Regions from separate parts of the Homo sapiens genome. Here all the other regions are linked to region 4. Evidence: chromatin loops called from intact Hi-C (ENCODE). Cell type or tissue: dorsolateral prefrontal cortex. All regions are shown on one strand. Region 1 has its middle 7.7 kb from the start of SP8. Region 2 has its middle 55 kb from the start of CDCA7L. Region 3 overlaps SP4 (Sp4 transcription factor). Region 4 has its middle 140 kb from the start of CDCA7L.

Region 1 (5,000 bases), 1.3 Mb before region 4:
TACCAAAATTGATGTTCAAAATCTCCATCTCTGTGTACAGCCTGTATTAAAGGAAGAAAACAAAACACCTTTCCCTATTTATTGTCAACACACATAATGTTCATATCTTCATGCTATGTTAATGTGGCCTCGTGCTACTTCTACATTCAGGCTTGCACTCTACAGTACTTTTTATATTCATCTCTGCCAGCCCATGGATAAAATTGATAATTAATTCTACAGCACTTTGTATTTCTCCTTCATCATATAAATGAAGGAAACACATGTAGGGAAAAGAGTTTGCTCATTTAGTGTGAATGGTGTGTGTTTGTGTGTGACTGTCGTTCAAGGCAAGAGAGCAAAAGAGAAGCTTAGACATTCAGATGAGTGTGTCTCTGATTTTTTTCCTAGAATGGATTTGTTTCTGTTATTTTCTCTTTTGGTATTATATATCACTTTCTTACAGCTAACATGCAGAGTTAAAAACTACTAAATGCTTATCCTCAACACTATTGATTTCTTTTCATTCTGTTCTGTTAGTAGAGGAGGTAATGCTCCCAGATTACCCCGGGGTCTCCTCCAGACGGTTGACAATTGCAATCGCAGTTTTGGGAAGATAAATGTTACTCTGGGAATTGTGTTTAATTACAAATAATCTAGGAGCTGCTCCAGGTCTCTGGGTTTAACCACACATGTGTTCAAATCACTGTATAAGGTTTACAAATGTGTGATATTTGTGAAAGGGGATACAATTCACTTTCTAAAACCAGGGGACAAACTAGCATGCTCCCACTTTGGGTTTGTCAACAGATTCTTAGAGATAACACTACCCAAAATAACACCAATGACCAGAAAGTGTGGCGTCTTCGAGCACTTGAAAGCCTAAAAAATTGTTCATTGGAGTTTACTTTCAGGTCAGTTTTATTAAAATGAAAATCTGAAAATTAGCCATGCTTTCTTGAGTTCTCAAAGTCTCTTGCACAAGTCCATTTGTGTAGAGAATATTTTTGAGTCTACATAAGTTTTTTTTAATTTTATTTTATTTTGACAGAAGTTTTGTGGATGTCCCCTGAAATAGCTCAATGGTTAATTTTTACTGTTCCTCTTGTAACTCAGCTGCTACCTTTGTGTGTGTGTGATTCTTTGCTTATATGGCAGCTCAATTAGTGTTGTTTGTGTGTGTGTGCTCGGTTTTTTCTAATAGTCTTATTAACAAGAAAAAAGGTGGCGAACAGGTTATTCTCTTAACCTGACCTGGCTCTAAGAGTAAGATGAGCAGCACTGAACAGATGTCCCCATTTAAGCCGTTCTTTTCCCACATGCCTGCTGGATATTGCAGGCGCGCAGGAAGCTCGCTTCAAACCTGGCCCATTTCAGGCCATAATGGCCACGTTATTTCGGCCCAGTGAACACGAACAAAATCGCGTGCTTTAGAATCATTCGACTCTGAGTCCAGGAAAAGCAGGGGGTGTGGTGGCAGTGGGGGTGGCTAGGGAGGGGTGTATATGAGTGGGGGAGCCGATTTCATCTCGGATCGCAGGAAGAGAACTTGCTCAAAAGAATTTTTCCCCAGCAAAAGTGGTATAATTTACAGCGCAACTTAATAATCCGAGGGGCAATGCAAAAGCCCTTTGCGTTGTAAACCGCTTCTAATTACCTGCCAGAGCAATTAGCTGACTATCACGAAGAAATTAGATCGCTCAATGTAGCATAAATAATGCGAATAATTTTGTAAGAAGAATGGAAAGCGAGACCTGGTGTTTCTTTATAAGGAAATAACACCTCGTACTGTAAGAGCCCTCCATGAACACATATTAATGTCTAGGCATGCATGGCAATGAGTCCGAGCAGGAGCCCTCTGGCTGCGGTTCAGCACTTTTTCCGTTTACGTATGCGGGGTGAAAGTCGGCTTCCAGGCGTTCGATCTCCAGCCTTCCAGCTCACAGTAATTAACACATAGCGACTTCAATGGGAAAACCTGTTTTCCAGATGATTTTTACAATGCAGCTTTATGTCTCATTTGGCAGTTTAAATAGCTGGAGTTGTTTTCTGGCTTCATCTCTACTATCATCTGTTGAGCATATTTTGCTTAGAATATTGAATCCCAACCAAAATTTGGGTGCAGGCTTTTGCTGACTTTTATTTTCTTAAGAAGTGGGGATATCAGGAGCCATTTTGAAGGATACTAGAGCAAAGAATTCTTGTGAGGACCTGCTAGTGCCAGCAGATATTTGAGTTCCTGAATGCGTTTACAAAGTACATTGGGATATTTTTGTGTATGCTTCACTTTAACTTTTTTATTTAAAATCTACCTTAATTATATTTTCTAACTAACTCACTTCTCTTGAGTGATTGTGCCCTATACGGGGGTTCAGATGGTGAGTTCTCATATTTCTTAGCAAAGAAAAATAAAAGTAAAGCTGCAATCTAATTTGGGAGGAAAGCTGAAGGTGCATTTAGGTGTCTGAAAGCAGTATAAGCTCTTTGAAATTTACTTGGTTTGTAAATTACAAGTGCGAAAACAACTTCCAAAGATGTTTGGAAAAAGAATATATGCACCGACACCTATATAGACAGACACACACACACATACACACACACACACACACGTGAAGTTGTCGCCTGCCCACAACTCCACCGCTTTCCTGTGCCGCCCAAGGGAAATGGGTCTCTCTTGAGCCCGTCTTTCTCTAGTAAACGAGGTGGGTCATACGTCTATGTCAAATTGAATCAGCCAGGACAGCTTCCGTGGTAATTAAACTGGACGTCTGTATTGGTCACAGCAAAGGGTGCCTTGTGAATTCAGGTTTTACTTGGTGCATCACAACTGTCAGGGTGAATCCCGCCCCCCACAGAGGTCTGAGTCATGGGTTGCCACTCTCCCACCACCCCTGCCAGCTCATCCCTACCCATCGAAAGCTTTGGCCCCGCTCATTTTTGAAACATTTTTCACGACTGAGTTCAGGGGTTTTGCAGGACTTCACAAAGATCTTGTCCCAGTGGGCCGCACATTCGCAGTTTTCTCCTGCTAAGAAAACATCGACGGTTTTGCTGCTGACTGGAGAGTTCTAGATGAAAACTGAAGGAACCCTAATTATTATTATTATCATTATTATTTTTGAGACAGAGTTTTGCTCTTGTTGCCCAGGCTGGAGTGCAATGGCACGATCTCGGCTCACTGCAACCTCTGCCTCCTGGGTTCAAGAGATTCTTCTGCTTCAGCCTCCCCAGTAGCTGGGATTACAGGCGCCCGCCACCATGTCCGGCTAATTTTTTGTGTTTTTAGTAGAGACGGGGTGACACCATGTTGGCCAGGCTGGTCTTGAACTCCTGACCTCAGGTGATCCACCCGCCTCAGCCTCCTAAAGTGTTGGGATTACAGGCGTGAGCCACTACGCCCAGCCTGGGAACCCGAATTATTTATTTCATCAACCTTGGCTACAAATGGGTTTACTCCTGCTTATGGTGTCAAGTCCATGCAGCCCCTCACCCCCTTTAAATAGAGAGGCATTGGCCGCCTTAGGCTCCCCCTGCCCTGAGTTTAGGGCTGTTGAGTGTAGGCCTACAGGGAGGGGGACCCACTGAGGAGAAACCGGCTCCACTTTAGAAGGTGCTGGAAATAAAATATCCGTATCAACTGTCGGAAACTTGGTTTGATGCGCTAATCACTCGGTTCAAGGGTGTCTACATTATTAGGTGCCAAGTCCCCACTTCCAATCCCAGACAGAAACACCCTTCTAGATGGAACAGAGGGCATGTTTTTATTTAAGACTTGATGAGTACCAACTCTTGTTCTGAGCAGAGGTTATTTTTTAAGAGGAAATAAGATCTTGATTCCTGCTTATGAATTCTGGAAAAGTAATAAAGGTTGTTCAGATAATTTTCCACAAGATCTTCATCCGAACCTTCCCACTTGCTGAATTTTTTTTCCCTGCAGCTTAATTTCCCCTAAACACTTTGCATCGCTCCCTCCCCCCACCATGGCCCTGAAGATTCTCCATCTTAAATAACAAGGACCCTGCTGGCTACTAAAGGAGGCTGCCCATTTTAATTCAAAACAAGGGCCACGAGTGCTGGTCTTAGAAAGAGCCGAGGAGTGAAGATCAACCTTTTTTTCTCTTGGAGTGCTTGCACTTAACCCTCAATCGCCAATATAGTACCTCTTTCTCTCTCCTTTATTAAAATATTTCTTTCATTCTTTTCTTTTTGGGGGGGAGGGGGCAAGATTTCTTAAGGTAAAAGAAATAAGCTGAACAGATTGATTATTGTTATGTCTGTAATTGCTCTAAAAACATTTTTCAGTGGGGCCTCATAGGGCAAACATATTGGTCTTTGATCAACACTGAAGAAAGCAAACATTGGAAAACCAAAACCCACTACTTTGGAGTCTACACTTGGCATTTACAGCCCTGAAATGGAATGCCCTTTACCTTCAAAAGGGCAGCTATTAACGACAGAAAGTTCTTGAGTTTTTCTGTAGATAGTGCTTCAGTAGTTTTCTAGTAGTATTCTAACCTAGGCATAACTTCCTCTCTTCTGAAACTGGGGAAACCCATTTGCAAAGTGAAACGATTTGACTAGTAATACCCAATGTCAGTTTATTTGAAACTATAGCTAAAAAGGGAAAAACTAATAAATCCACTTTGATTATTTTTCTGCTTAGTTTCAAGACGTCCTCTAAGCCTAGATAACGAAAGTGATTTCAAAAATTTTGACATACTTAACCAAATGAAACTAATAGGTGCGCAGCAAATTAGTACGAGCCATAGTCAAACCAAAAGAGGATCTTTTTTACTAGAAGAAACTTGCACTATTGATTTTATTGACTGACTCGATTTCAGTGTTTTAATCAACTTTAACAAATTTAACTGAAAACAGGGTAATTGATATATAGAATTTAAAACTTCAAAAATAAGCCGCAGATATTCATAAATATTTTTTATTAGGTGATTTGCTGTTGATTTACCATTTAAGTAAAAAAAACTATTCTTTTTTCTAACTTAAGCTACGGTGATCTGAAT
Region 2 (5,000 bases), 81 kb before region 4:
AATAGCATTGGATTATAAGCCATAGACGGAAGTAAATATCCATGAGTCCACAGTGATGTAACGTAGTAAATAAATGGGAGAGAAGGGACACATCTTCGTTACAGAACCTATTAATACATGCAGAGGGAAAAGAGGAAATGGGGGGAAACCCCACAGTAAAAATGGTTGTAGGCATCAAAGGATGCTAAAATTAGTGGCTATAAGTTTAAGGAGAAACAAGATATTTGCATAAAGTATCTTCCCAGATACATTTATTAACCAATTACTAACGGGAAAATAGTCATTTTACTTTGGAAAAACTGGTAGTCACCTCCTTGACCGGGAATGAAGGTTCATATCTGTAGAAAGAGACATAGGACGTCATTTGATGCACAGAGAAGGGCGCAATCTGATTTCCATGGCATTCCTGCGAAAAATGCTTGACCTCCTTTATCCATGAGAAAATATCAGATAAACCCAAATTGAAGCACATTCTATGAAATAACCGATTCGTAGTCTTCAAAAGTGACAAGGTCAGGAAAGGCAAGAAAAACCTGAGAAATTGTTATAGACTAGAGGGGACTAAGGAGTCATGACAACTAATTGCCACGCAGGGTCCTAGGCTGAGCCTTGAACAGAAAAAGGATGTTAATAGGAATTCAAAAAAGGTTAGTAGATTCAGTTCACAGTATTGTAGCTGTGTTCAAAATCTTTTTTTTTTTTTTTTTTTTTTTTGGAGACCGAGTCTCACTCTGTCGCCCAGGCTGGAGTTCAGTGGCGCAATCCCAGCTCACTGCAACCTCCACCTCCTGGCTTCAAGCGATTCTCCTTCCTCAGCCTCCCGAGTAGCTGGGATTACAGGCACACATCACCACGCCCAGAAAATTTTGTATGTTTAGTAGAGACGGAGTTTCACCATGTTAGCCAGGCTGATCTCGAACTCCCAATCTCTGGTTATCGGCCCGCCTCGGCCTCCCAAATGCTGGGATTATAGGCATGAGCCACTGCACCCAGCCTTAATTTCTTTACATAACTTACTGTGGTTATGTAAGATTATGTTATGGCCATGTATTAGAAGAAACTGAATGAAGGGTATATAGAAACTCTTTGTACAATTTTGCAACTTTTCAGTATGTTTAAAATTATTTCAAAAGAAAAATTTAAAAACGAAACCCATGTTGGGCCTAAGTTTTCTTGTCTGTACAACGAGTATGTTGAGTCATATGATGTGTAAGATCCATTTGGGGCATGAGATCATGAGTCCCCAGTCGCCCTCCTGGGCAAACATCATCCCTCCACCATCAATGCATGTGCTTAAGCAATAACCGTCATCTTCTTTACTAAAACAGGATTTTGTGGCCAGGCATGGTGTCTCATGCCTGTAATCCCAACACTTTGGGAGGCTAAGGCAAGAGGATCGCTCGAGCTCAGGAGGTTGAAGCTGCAGTGAGCTATGATTATGTCACTGCACTCCAGCCTGGGCGACAGAGTAAGACCCTATTTAAAACAAAACGAAACAAAAAACAACAGTATTTTGTTTCTGGTGAAGACAGCACTCTAGTATACATATATCACTTTAAGGTAGTTGCTGATGTCCACACTTCTTTAAGAAATGACATAGGGCCAGGCACGGTGGCTCACGCCTGTAATCCCAGCACTTTGGGAGGCCGAGGCGGGTGGATCACCTGAAGACAGGAGTTCAAGACCAGCCTGGCCAACATGACGAAACCCTGTCTCTACTAAAAATAACAGAAATTAGCCAGGCATGGTGGCCCCCGCCTGTAGTTCCAGCTACTCGGGAGGCTGAGGCAGGAGAATGGCTTGAACCTGGGAGGCAGAGGTTGCAGTGAGCCGAGATCGCACCACTGCACTCCAGCCTAGGTGACAGAGCGAGACTCTATCTCAAAAAAAAAAAAAAAAAAAAAAAGAAAGAAAGAAAGAAAGAAAAGAAAAGACACAGATCCCACCTCAAGGCTGGCAAAATTATCTTGCCTCAGTTTAAGGCAATGTTGGAAGATTGAATAAAAGCAGAAATTAATCGTGGGATAGTTTAATCCATCAATGTGATCCTATGGCAATACTGATTTTAGTATGAATCGCCACCATTTATTGGGGATCCATGCTGTGCAGGGCATGTCAGCAAGCTGTGTGTATGTAAACAGCTAATCCCTAGAGACACACATCTGGAACTTGCTGCTAGCTCCATTTGTCCCAGATGAGGAACCTGGGGCTTGGAGAAATCAGGGAATCAGCCCAGGGGGTGAGTGGAAAACCCAAGATGAGAACCCTTTAGGGTACAAAGCATCTGATCTTTCCACCACCCAGTTGTACTTTTTCAGATATAAAACAAAGGAAAACATTTAACAAAAAAGGGTGTCAATCCCTCACTTCGTACCTTTACCTCAGAGTAGTAATATAGGAAAAGAAATAAAAATACAGCTAAGGTTTCTGAGACCCTCTTTCTTTAAACCAAAGAGTTGTTAAACTTGGTGGTGGGCGGGGAGAGAGAGGGTTAACCCTCTCTGTTAATATCGTGGATAAAAACATCCGGCCTGAGAATTACCAAATACATACGTATTTAAATAGATAAAATAACTTTCCCATTAACACCATCCACATTGTACTACGGAAGAAAATACCGTTTTTATTATTCACCTCATTCCGGTGATTTGTCCATTGAGGGAGGGAGGGCTCTTCTAGAAAGACAGCAAAAATCTTTCTCTAGTCCTTCAGCCTCAATTGATTGGCTGTTTTTGTACAACCCTGCCATCTACTGGAGTAACTCAGAATTACAGGACACTCTAGAAATTTTCATATGGGCTAAAAATGTTAACATCTCAATTCTCAGTTAGTGATATGAACAGCCCTATTTTATTAATTAATATGTTATCATAGGGCAAGACATGGTCAATTCCTGGGTATGCACTGAAACCACATACCACATACCAGCCTACAAATGTTGCTGAAGGGTTTCATACCAGAGCAAATAGAAACAGACAAGCATCTATCAGTCCAAGTTTCTTTTTCTTTTGAAATAGAAAAAAAGGATCGCAAAGAATCTGCCCTTTGTAGAAGGATAAAAACATTTAGGGAAGCGGCAAAAGGAAAACATAATCACTGTAATTCTCCTGCTAAAATATAGCTATGCTTTGAAATTTCTTTGTGTTTTAATTATTTACAATGATGGAATCATATTACGCTTATTGTACTGTAAATGGATTTTTCTATTTAGTAACAGACATAATCATCATTGTTCCAAATGCTTTAGTCCTCACAGCTTAGGTCAATGTACATCACTATTTCACTTCAGTTTCATGTGGACAGTAGGGTCTCTACTTTTGTCTCTTTTGGGTGTTTATCCATTCAATCAACCCCCAGATACCTTCTATTAATAAAGCGGCAACGGAACAAGAAGCTCAATATTTTCCAACCTGCTAGGTTCCCCATCTTTCTAACTGTCCCTCACATGGAAGAGGGGGAGTGGGGTGGAGGCGAAGTTGAATCACAGAACAGAAAATAAATTAAAAGACCAGTTTCAAGAGGCATCTCTGCCCCCAAACCGCCAGTTCTTAGGGGTGCCTTAAATATTTGGACTCTGTAGTGACTAAACTGGAAAACACTAATCCCCATTTTAAGAGGAACAGGGAGATCACTGGAGTTATTTTCAATGCCTCTGCTTTTCACAGAAAACAATAATGTAAGCCATAAGCCATTAAATGATTGCCTCCAAAACTATTCTAAATTCTAAAAAGAGCAATACCATTACTAATTAAGTGTTATTAAAGGCAAGAATACTCAACATATGGGCTCAGTTTGTTAGCAGTGCTTTTTCTCTTCATGTACTTGCTTAACCCGGGAATAGTTTGTATGTGCCTATTTTGCAGAACCTGGAAGACAATTTTATTCTTAAAAGGATGCTAAAGGTTTATAGTTGTTTAATATCTTCTCCTTTGACACATTTTGGGTCATATTAATGATTTGCTTGATTCTGAGGCCTTGTTCAGGAATATAACCTGCAATTAGAACATCATTCCTATGGGAAAATATGCAACACTTGGCAATGATTTACCTCACAATGTGGTTTCCAGGAGACCATTATGGAAACAAAAAGCAGTATGTCTGTACTTGACTTTGTAATCCTGTGAGGACAAGCATGATCCTTCACATTACAGAAGGGAGATGAAGTCTCAGAGCTGGAGCGACTTTGCCTCATAAAAAGCAGAGTAGAGGCTGGCATCTCAGTCTTCCTTCCACAGTGCATTTTTCTGAAGTTATATTCTTGGCTTGGTCAAGGGTATGGACCTGGTGTCTGGGTTTGAGTCTAGGCTCTGTAATTTACTAACTATGCACAGGGCACGTTGCTAATCTCTCTTTATTCAATATCCTCGCCTGTAAAATGGGATGATGATCATCATGGCACATTATCTCATAGAGTTCTTAGGATGCTGAACAGATTAATAAAGCACTGGAGACAGTGCCTGGCAGATTTAAAAAAAAATCTTCAATAAATGTTTGCTACCGTTATCTACATGGCCAATGAAATTGTATGCTATTTATTGTAAGTTTCCCAAAACATCAGCAAAGGTATTAACACAATTTAGATGACACTAACAAAATCAGCTATTTCCATTTGATAGGTGCCTACTATATGCCAGACACATTACACACTTTATTTGTTGTTTTATCCCCATTTTAGAGATGGCAAATGGGAATCTCAGAGCAATTAATTAATTTTCCCAGGGTCGCACAGCCACCAAGCAGTAAAGCCCGACCTAAAATGCAGACTCCTCCATTGCTAAAGCCTGTGGGCATTCCATGCACTAAGCTAGATGACAAAACTATGTTAACCTTTTTGCATTACTTATCTGATGTGGCCTGCCAACAATTTCTTTTTAAACTACAATTTATTTTATTTATTTAATTAATTTTTTTTTTTTTTTTGAGACAGAGTGTCTCTCTGTCGTCCAGGCTGGAGTGCAGTGACATAATCTCAGCTCACTGCAACCTCCACCTCCCGGGTT
Region 3 (5,000 bases), 570 kb before region 4:
AGGGTGGTAGGTCTGGACAGTTTGATTTATAGCCCTTAGATCTTGTAGCAATCTATACAACCCATCAGGCTCTTTGGGAGAATTGGAGTATTGTAACATGCAGGGTTTTAATTGTCCATCGTTAATCAATCCCTCTATTACCAGTTGGAGACCTTTTCTCCCTTCAGTGGAAATGGGATATTGTTCTCTGCAAACTACTTCTGGTTGTTTTAGGTTAATCTGTAAGGGTGTGATTTTTAACCCTCTGTTGCCTTCCCTAACCCTCACAAGGGGATTTAATTTTTCTTTCCTCCTCCTCTGTCAGGAGGCCCATCATTACTTTTATTTGTCCTTCCTCTATTCCTAATCCTAAACCCAATCTCACAATCAGGTCTCGACACAGGAGGTTAGTTCCTACTTCAGGAACAAGTGACGCCTCAATTTGTTTTGCTCCTGATGTAATTAAAATTTTCTTAAATATTGGAACCTGAAATCCCTCCCCTTTTACCCCTGATACTTTCAATTTTTCCTTAGAGAGTTCTGTAGCCCTTGGTTGGTGAATTAGGGAGGAGTGAGCTGCCCCAGTATCAACCAAAAATGTCACTTCTCCCTCAGGTCCCACCTTCAAATTTATTAAGGGTTCCTGGTGGGATCTACTCAGAAGGTGCTCCTGCCCCCGACTAGTCTTCATCAATAGTCATGAGGGGTATCACCTTTTCTTTTTTCCATTTAGGACATCCTCTCTTCAAATGCCCTGTCTTTCCACACTTGTAACATCCACTCATAGTCTTAGGACCTTTTCCCTGCATTTCCCTTCTTTCTTTGTGTTGAAATCTATAATTCCCTTGTCTCCTAAGTGGGGGATCTTGATGTAAGTCTTTTCTGACTACCTCTTCCACAGTGGAAACCATGATTTTTGCTTTTTGTTTCTGCTTCTCTTCCTTTCTCCTTACAAAGACCCTCTGAGTTTGCCTCAGTAAATCCTCAGTTGGTTTCTCTTTCCATCCATCAATCTTTTGTAATTTTTTGGTAATGTCAGGCCAGCTCTTAATTACAAAGTTAACCTTCAAAAGGCATTGCCCTACTGGGTCCTCTAGATCTAATCCGGAGCATTTTCTCATCTGATCTCTGAGCCTATATAGGAATGCAGAAGGAGTTTCCTCTTTTTCTTGTTGAATCGTGAATGTGTCCTATGTCCTACGAGTGGACTCCTTGATCCCTTTAATTATTAGTTCCTGGAGATCCTACATTTGGGCGCAGTCCCTGGGATCATTATTATCCCATTCAGGATTAACATTTGGAAATTTTTGTTTGGCTGGTGAGACTTCTTGCCTGGGAGGGTGTTGCCTCTCCCAGATGGTCATGTCCACTCTCCTGATCATTCCCCTTTCTCTTCCTATGAATAGGATATTCTTGATGGACATCATTTCAGCCCAGGTGTAAGAGCTGTATCCTAGGAATTGGTCCAGATGGTCTGCTAAACCGAGTGGATCTTCTAGGAGTGGTTTCATTTTTTTCCTGAAATTCCTAATTTCAATACTTGCAAGAGGAGCATTTACAAAGCCAGTCTCTCCCTGTCCCATGGGAACTCCCCTAAGAGGGAACATGCTAGGTGCCTGCTGTGTGGAAGGAATAGGGAAGTTCTCAATATCCCTCTTACAGTGTTCTTTTCTTAAATTTGGATAAGGATTTAGAGGAGCAGTTGGTTTGGCTCCGCCATGGTGTCCAGGTCTTTCCTCCTCTAACCCTCCTGCTGCCCCTTGATTTTCCTGTCCCCTATTTTGTGAGATGTATGGAGGGGCATGGATGATAGGGTCCCAGGGCTTTTCCCTGGGTGAGGGATTTTTACTAGGCTCTTTTTCTTCTTCTTTAAGTGGGAATATGGGGCTAATTCCTTGATCCAGCAGAGAGCATAACCTGTCTCTTGTGAGGTTGGGGTTTTATTATTCACATAGAGAATTAAAGCTTGGCACACCTAATTTTTATCTGAGCCAAACTTAGGCCATAGGACTATGCTGGTAAATGTCAGAGGGAGTCTCTTTGGCTCCCTCTTTCCCTTGTCCCCTAGGCCTAGAATTTCTGTTTCCCATTTTTGGTCAGTCTGTGTCTGAGCTTTTCCCTGTGTTCTCAGCACCCCCTACTGGAGGTTTCTTGCACACCCATGGAATCACTTCATCCATTCTCTGGCCATTCTTTGTCCATTCTCCTCACGGGAGAACGGAACCATGGATTGGGACTCTGCACTTGCTTCATATCTAGGGTACATCTCAGTCACACACACTCAACCTCTGAAAATGCCCAACCACCAAGACAGTACTTACAGTCCAATTTTCCTCCCTTGGCTTCTGCACGAGGTTGCCTGGTTGCTGCAGTGCCTGCTTTTCTCCCTGTGTCGCCTCTGCTGCCTCCTGAATAACAGTCTCAGGTTTGTCTGTGGCTTCTGTGGGGAGCCAGGATGCCCGGACAGAGTGGGCCACCCAAATCGGGTGGGACACCTCTGCCCTCTCGGCTGGAGTCCCACTCCATGCAGGCACAGAGATCCCAGACAGGCCCCCAGGTTTGTGAGAAACACAGATTCACCTGTCCAAACCCAAAGAATGGACTTGGAGACACAAACAATGGAAGCGAGACTTTTAATGGTGGTCTTGCAAGATGGAGTGTCTGGTAGGCAGGCACACCCGGGGCAGTTACAGCAGGTAATTTATTTCCTAGCATCCAAATCTCACTGCAACCTCCACCCCGCCTGGTTCAAGCGATTCTCCTGCCTCAGCCTCCCAAGTAGCTGGGATTACAGGCGTGCATCACCACGCCCAGCTACTTTTTTTGTATTTTTAGTAGAGACAGGGTTTCACCATGTTGGCCAGGCTGGTCTCAAACTCCTGACCTCAGGGTCCACCCACCTCAGCCTCCTAAAGTGCTGGGATTACAGGTGTGAGCCACCGCGCCCAGCCTAAATACAGTTTGTTTGTTTTTTTAAGTAGGCCACTGCCTCCACCTTTGTACAGAGAAATCCCAGGTTCCTCCTGTCAGAACCTAGCTAGACCCTGGAATAAGATACCAAGACCAGGCTTGCCAACTGTGGCTTGGCATAGAGTTTGTGTTTGACCTGGGGTCAGGGCCTTGTCTACACACTTTTTTTTTTTTTTTTTTTTTTTGAGACAAGGCCGTGCTCTGTCATCCAGGCTAGAGTGCAGTGGCTCACTGTAGCCTCAACATTTGCATTACATGTTGATTTATATAATTAATGGATGGTGTTGCTTATTATCGATTGATTGTGAATCTGGCCACGACAAATTTATTCTAATTGTTTATTTTCTCAGATTATTTATGTAAATAGTAATAACTGTAAATAATAATCTATTTCAATTTTTTTCTTCCAGTGATTGTACCTCAGTTCATTTTACTGTCTTATATGTTGGCTTCGTCAGAATGTTTCATATTATGTTGAAAATAGTAATGATATATATAATAGCATTCTTATCTTGTTCCTGATGTATAAAGTAATAGTTCAGAAGTTTCTCCATTAATTATATGTAGGGGTATAGCAGGTAAAAGAAATAAATTTTTATTCCTGGTTTGCCAAGAGCTCTTATCAAAATGTGTTAAATTTTATCACACTGTTTTTATGCTTCTGTTGACCTTTTTTTTCTCTCCTTTAACTTTATGGAATCTTAAGTCATACAAAGTATTTTATTTTTGTGTAGTCAGATTTGTCTATTCTCTCTTTTATAGTTTCTAAATAACCTGTTGTACTTTTTAAAGTACCTTCAAACTCTAGGTTATAGAAATATTTTCCTTTTTTTTTAATACTTGGTTTTAAATCTTTGTAGCATGTATCTTGGTGTGTGGTATGACATGGAGGTGCATCTTCTTTGTGTTACTTCAGATGGATGTTTAATACAATATTGTATTGAGTGCAGTGCTCCTGTAAGTTTTAATATTTGTTTGTAACAATAATAAGGAAGACTAATGGTTTTTTCAAAGTTTACTCAAAAGTAAAAGCACACACGTAAAGAAAAAGAGAATGTAAAGAAAAAGAGAGAATATCTGACGTGGACCAACTTGAGCCTATAGATTTTTTTTATTGGTAAGTCAAAAGCAGGGCCAAGAAAAGAAATTATCCAAATTGAATTTTCTCATTATATTAGTCTGTTTTCATGCTGCTGATAAAGACATACCTAGACTGGGCAATTTACAAAAGAAAGAGGTTTAATTGGACTTACAGTTCCACATGGCTGGGGAGGCCTCACAATCATGGTGGAGGGCAAAGAGGAGCAAATCACATCTCGTGTGGATGGTGGCAGGCAAAGAGAGAATAAGGAAGACACAAAAGCAGAAATCCCTGATAAAACTATCGTATCTTGTGAGGCTTATTCTCAAGAACAGTATGGGGAACCCACCCCCATTATTCAGTTATCTCCCACTGGGTCCCTCCCACAACATGTGGGAATTATGGGAGCACAATTCAAGATGAGATTTGGATGAGGACACAGAGCCAAACCCTATCACTTATTACCCAAGTTTTATCAGACTGGGAAAACAACATTTCAGTCCCTTAAGTAACAATTTTAGAGGGAAGATCTACGGCTAACAGTTATTCATTGTGCACATCAGGATAAACCAGTTAACCAAATTTTGATATGCCTCATTTATTATACACAAAAACAAAAAGGCCTTTTTGTTTTTAGTTAACATTAAACTAGCTTTTATTCCAAAACAAAGAAGTCGGTCCAGTAAAACTATCTTATATTTTGAAGAAAACATATTTAAGAATTGCTTTGGACAACAGAAACTGTTATCTTATGAAACCTAAAAACTTTATTAAATTCTGAATGTAGCATGTGCCTGCCTCCCATTTTTGCCTTGTAAAGAACTCAGTATGCTATTAAATTATTAACTTAGTTTATTTGAAATAGTTCCAAGATATTTCATGCCTCCAAGATTAAAACTAAAACCCAGGTTAGCAGTTTTGAAGAAGAGTGGACATGAGCCTTGAACATTATATATATTTGTTACATCTG
Region 4 (5,000 bases):
GTTCAACCATTGTGGAAAGCAATATGGTGATTCCTCGAAGAGCTAAAAGCAGAACTACCATTTGACCCAGAAATCCCATTACTGGGTATATACCCAGAGGAATATAAATCGTCCTACCACAAAGACACATGCACAGTGTTCACTGCAGCACCATTCACAATAGCAAACACATGGAATCGACCTAATCGCCCAACAATGACAGACTGGATAAAGAAAATGTGGTACATGTATGCCATGGAATACTATGCAGCCATAAAAAAGAATGAGATCATGTCTTTTGCGGGAATACGGATGGAGTTGGTGGCTACCATCCTTAGCAAACTAATGCAGGAACAGAAAACCAAATACCACATGTTCTCACTTATAAGCGGGAGCTGAAGGATGAGAACTCACGAACTCAAGGCAATAACAGACACTGGGGTCTACTTGAGGGAAGAGGGTGGGAGGAGGAAAAGGAGCAGAAAAAAATACCTGTTGGCTTAAGTTATTAATAACTATGGCTTAATACCAGGGTGATGAGATAACCTGTACAACAAACCCCCGTGACAGCAGTTTACCTATATAACGAACCTTCACATTACTCCCAGACCTAAAATAAATGTTAAAAAATAAATAAAGCTATGTCATAGAGGTAAAGTCAACATGTAGAAGTGAAATGTAGCATTGCCAAGCTTTTTTTCCCACAGCTATTTTCCACTGTAAATTCCCTAATAAAAGAACATCCAAGAATCAGAAACCATAACTCATATATTCATTCCCAGATATTTGCCAAATGCCAACACTGAAGATTTAGCAATTTTCACGGCAAAGTCCCTGCCCTCATGGTCTTTATATGGAAGTTTTGGCAAAGGCTCCAAGACAGTAGAAAATACATCCCAAGTGGGAAGGAGTCGTGGAAAAAGGAGAGGAAAGAAAGCCCACTTGCTTGTGTGCCTCTAAAACCCGGAGTACTGATATTGTCTTTATTTATAATTTTGATATTTTGCTTATAATTTTTTTGCATTAATATGGATTTTTTTTAAAAAAACAACATATTAAAACATAATTTATCCTGATTACTGCCTAATATACGTATCCACAGTATAAAATGGTTCTGAGGTTGAGAGTAGGCAGATTTCTTCAGAAGAAGCTGCAACTGTGCTGTGGCTCCTACCTCCTCTACCTCCCACCAGGGAAAGCCCAGACACTTAAAGAAGCTTCAGTAAGATTACTCTAAGGGCTTACTCTGGATGTCCTGTGCTTAGGGGACACAACACACTGGCCCACAGTGATAAATCCAAGGGATGGGCGACTCGGGGGCTGGTCTGCAAACCCAGCCTGGACAAGATTGCATGAATATTTTCTGTGAACCAGAGTGGGGAGGGAACACAGGAGAGGAAGAATTTTTGTAGGGTCACCTTGGGTCCTGTCTGGGAAGATAGCCAGGAGTAACTGGAGTGGTCTTGGCTGGAGGATGACTACATTTCTAGGGGCTGAGGGAGGTAAGGAAGGACTCAGTTCCCCAAGCCTTTCCCCCTGAGAGTTCACACTCCCCGTGAAAGGACTACACAGGGAAGAGTATGTACTCCCGTGACCCAACACTGGCACTTGCTGCATGTGGCAGATCTTTAGTATTACGTTGATGCAAAAGTATTTGCGATTTGCCCATTACTTTTAAAGGCCAAAACAGCAATTACTTTTGCAGCACCATAATACTTTTTTGTTATCGGAGTTCTTGCAGGTAACCACAACCAGCAAGTGCTAGTGTGGGGTCACCACTGAAGGGCAGAACTTTCCAGCTTTGTCACCAGTGCTCCCACCCTGGGCTGCCTTCTGGAAAAGTCAGAAACCTGGGAAAGCAAGAAGGGAAAGGAGGAGGACAGGGCCAAGGACAGAAGGAGAGGAGAAGCTACCGGGACCCCTTCCCTGTCTAAACCCCACCCCCAAGACTCAAGATCAAGGCGAGGAAGATGTGCCTCAATTTAAAGTCAACACTGAAATTTTGACTATAGGACTTGCCTTTCAATTGCAACACGGTCATTGTTTCGTTATTAGAGGTGATTATTTTCATTTTTTAGAAAACCTAAATGTGACCAAAAAGTCCTTATTAGAGGGAAGAACTTAAAAGGACAATGGGTGACAACATTTTTAGATATTGATGAGTGTTATACATAACAATAATATAAGATGGTGGGAATTGTGGAGAGGGAGCGCTTTTCTTGGGTAGTGTGATCAGAAAAGATTATCCGGAAATGACATTTGAGTGGAGGCCTGAATGAGTGGACAGCAGACGCTGCTGAGATGAGGGGGAGTGAGCTATAGGATCAGGAGTGAGAATGGCCACTTTCTGCCCTTCTCAGAGGTAAAATTACGAATGTAATTTCCTAATTACCCGATGAAACATATTTTGAACTAGAACACAGATGTTTGGGAAAACCTCCAGCAAATTGACTTAATCTGATTGATTTTCTGATTTAGTGTTTTTCTAAGCAAGAACTGCACCCGTTGTGACAGAAGAGGCGCTAAAGCTGCAAATTCCTGGGCCTCGACCCACTAGTTCCTAATCAGAAACTCCAGGGTGGAGACGCAGGATCTGCATCCCTGGGATCACACTGCCTTTCGAGAACCATCCACCTGCCAGCTCCAAGTAGGTCGAGGGAGCAGCGGCACCTGGGATCCCACCGGACCGGGAAGAGTCAAATCCAGGTTTCTCCCTGCTTCACCAAAAGGCCCCCTGCCTCCACCGCAACAGGAACAGTCTCTGTCTGGGAACTGCGGTTGCCTAAGGCTCGGTTTGCTCTTCAGCACTCCGGTCCCCCAACACCGCGTCAGGCGGCGCCCAGCCTCCCGGGGACTCGCAGACGCTCACTCCCCAGACCACAGCGACACCTGCCGAGGCCCCGCGGAACCGCGCTGCACAGCAACCCAGCGCGGCGGGGGGAGTGGCCTGGGGCCATTCTCCGGCCCCCACCCCCCGCCCGTGACCACCGTGCGCTGCCAGAGGGGAGGCTGCGGGAATGGCCAGCGAGGTCTCGCAGGGGGACTGGTTGTCTTTTAGGAAATCAAGGGGCCAGCGCCCCCAGTGCCGGCTGGGAGATGCCTTCAGAGTTCGAAGAGAAAAGATGCGACCTTCAATCCGCTCCATTCTCCGTCAGACAGGCCCTGCGGACGGAGCTCCTGCCACCGCTGCAGCCCCATGATGTGTGCTCCTACGCCCCGCCCCGCTGCAGCCCAGCCCACCCCACCCCCATACGGAAATCCTGCAGGAGAAACTGAAACACTAGCGACAGTGGGACATATCCCCGGGAGCAGTTGCGGGAGGGAGAGAAGGAAGGAGCAAAGGGGAAGAGGAAGAGAGAGAGAGAGCTCAAGGGAGCCTTCTTGGAAAGGTTTAACCCGACAGCTTGAAGGCGGCGGGTAGTAAAGCAGCGAACTGGTGAACGGGCGTCCTGACCCGCCACACTTCCCTCACCGACACCCCTCATCCGCGATACCCCACAGGACAGGATGTCCAGCTGCCCTCACTTATCGTGCCCCTGGGCATTTGAGGGGTTCAGAGAGAGAAACGCAGTAACTTATTACCCTCACATGATATATTTTCACTTTCTTCTCCTGATTGTCAGCTCAATTAGATAAGGGACCTTGTGTTTTATTCCGTTGTACCCCGTGCCTGACACATGGTAGCTGCTGGATAGAGATTTCTTCGATGATTGATTATAAAACACACTAATTTAGAGCTTACTATGTTATAAGATCTCCATCTTCAGTGACTCACTTATTCCTCACAAGAAGCCTAGGAGGTAAGGTTTTCCAATAAGGAGAGCCAGGCACCCCATAATGAACGTGCACGGTGTCACATTCCCAGCAAGTGCCGAAGCTGGGGTCAGATTCAGGCAACCTGGCCCAGTGCCCTCACAGTTCATCCGGCCTCCACATGGCCATTTTGTCCATGAATAAATGAATAAGTGAATGAGTGTATGCTAATTTTGATGAGTTGTCTGGGAAAATGTACAGGTTTTGGGGCTGGAAAAAGGTCTTAGTCATGACGGGGACCCTTTCTGATCGAGTGCTGGGGAAGAACTAGAACTCCTGGGGCCCCCAGGCTCTGCTACCTAAGTGCTGCGGAATCTTGCATATGGTCACCAGCCTCTGGTAGCTTATTACTTTGAGCAGTGCTGGTGGTTCTCAAATTTGTCTACATGTTAGAGTCACCCTGATGAGATTTTCTTTAAACCCAGTGGCTCAGGTCACCCCCTCCCCACACTACCTGAAATTAGAATCTTTCGGGGTTAATCCCAGACATCAGTTCAGCTTCAAATTTCTGAAATTTTCCCGGGTGGTTCCAATGTGCCATCAAAGCTGAGGACCTCATCGGTCTTCAGGGAAGCAGGAAATACATTCTTTCTCAAAGGGTGGCCACTGATCCTCTGAGAATCACTGGGTTTGCTTGTTTACAATGCAGATTCCTGGGCCCTGTTTGGATTTACCAAATCCAAATCTTCTGGAATGGGCCAGAAGATCTGCTCAAATGAACAAACAAAACTTCCCAGGTGATTTTTATGGCCATGAAAGTCCAAGAGCTGCTTGGAAAGCTGCTTTCAAAGTCTGGTGTTGTACCAGCAGCAGGACCTGGAACTTGCTAGAAAGGCAGATGCTCTGGCCCCACCCAGCATCTGCGTTTTAACAGCAATCTGTGTTTAATAAGCCCTGCAGGTGACCTTGGGTGCCAAAATTTGAAAACCAGTAACAGGCCTCTGGAATCATACAGCCCTGGGTTCAAATTCCAGCCTGGTCACTCACTAGCTGTATTAGTCTGTTCCTGCACTGCTATAAGGACATACCCAAGACTGACTAATTTATAAAAGAAAGAGTTTTAATTGTCTCATGGTTCTGCAGGGCTGGGGAGGCCTCATGAAGCTTACAATCAAGGTGGATGGGGAAGCAAACACATCCTTCACATGTGGCATGAAAGAGAAGTGCTGAACAAAGGGGGAAAACCCTTATAAGCGATGGTCCTCATA

What was found. Peaks named below come from ENCODE experiments on the same cell type or tissue, not always from the same donor. Only the 100,000 strongest peaks of a DNase experiment are listed, where the experiment ranks them.
Region 1: a loop joins it to region 4, with 3 times the contacts of the local background. A loop is called at or near these places in 4 of 110 quality-filtered maps.
Region 2: it touches region 4 in a loop (7-fold over the local background); 18 of 110 quality-filtered maps call a loop at or near these places.
Region 3: it touches region 4 in a loop (3-fold over the local background); 5 of 110 quality-filtered maps call a loop at or near these places.

What each region holds. Positions count from the first base shown.
Region 1 is chr7:20,792,066-20,797,065 of GRCh38, forward strand. No RefSeq gene overlaps it. Among named protein-coding and RNA genes, the nearest start is that of SP8, 7.7 kb to the left of the region's middle. RefSeq lists enhancers at 944-2,218, 3,762-4,470. In dorsolateral prefrontal cortex, no CTCF peak of the experiment used is centred here; no DNase peak of the experiment used is centred here; H3K27me3 peaks cover 5,000 bases.
Region 2 is chr7:21,998,847-22,003,846 of GRCh38, forward strand. No RefSeq gene overlaps it. Among named protein-coding and RNA genes, the nearest start is that of CDCA7L, 55 kb to the left of the region's middle. In dorsolateral prefrontal cortex, CTCF peaks have their summits at 2,755 (motif pointing left) and 2,957; no DNase peak of the experiment used is centred here; H3K4me3 peaks cover 391 bases.
Region 3 is chr7:21,505,697-21,510,696 of GRCh38, forward strand. All of the region lies in intron 5 of SP4 (Sp4 transcription factor), which reads left to right. Among named protein-coding and RNA genes, the nearest start is that of DNAH11, 35 kb to the right of the region's middle. In dorsolateral prefrontal cortex, CTCF peaks have their summits at 2,119 (motif pointing left) and 2,324; a DNase peak (open chromatin) is centred at 2,145.
Region 4 is chr7:22,080,189-22,085,188 of GRCh38, forward strand. No RefSeq gene overlaps it. Among named protein-coding and RNA genes, the nearest start is that of CDCA7L, 140 kb to the left of the region's middle. RefSeq lists enhancers at 39-183, 1,543-1,687, 3,544-3,688 and cis regulatory regions at 111, 1,615, 3,616. In dorsolateral prefrontal cortex, CTCF peaks have their summits at 2,885 and 3,102; a DNase peak (open chromatin) is centred at 2,863; H3K4me3 peaks cover 1,750 bases; H3K27ac peaks cover 1,907 bases.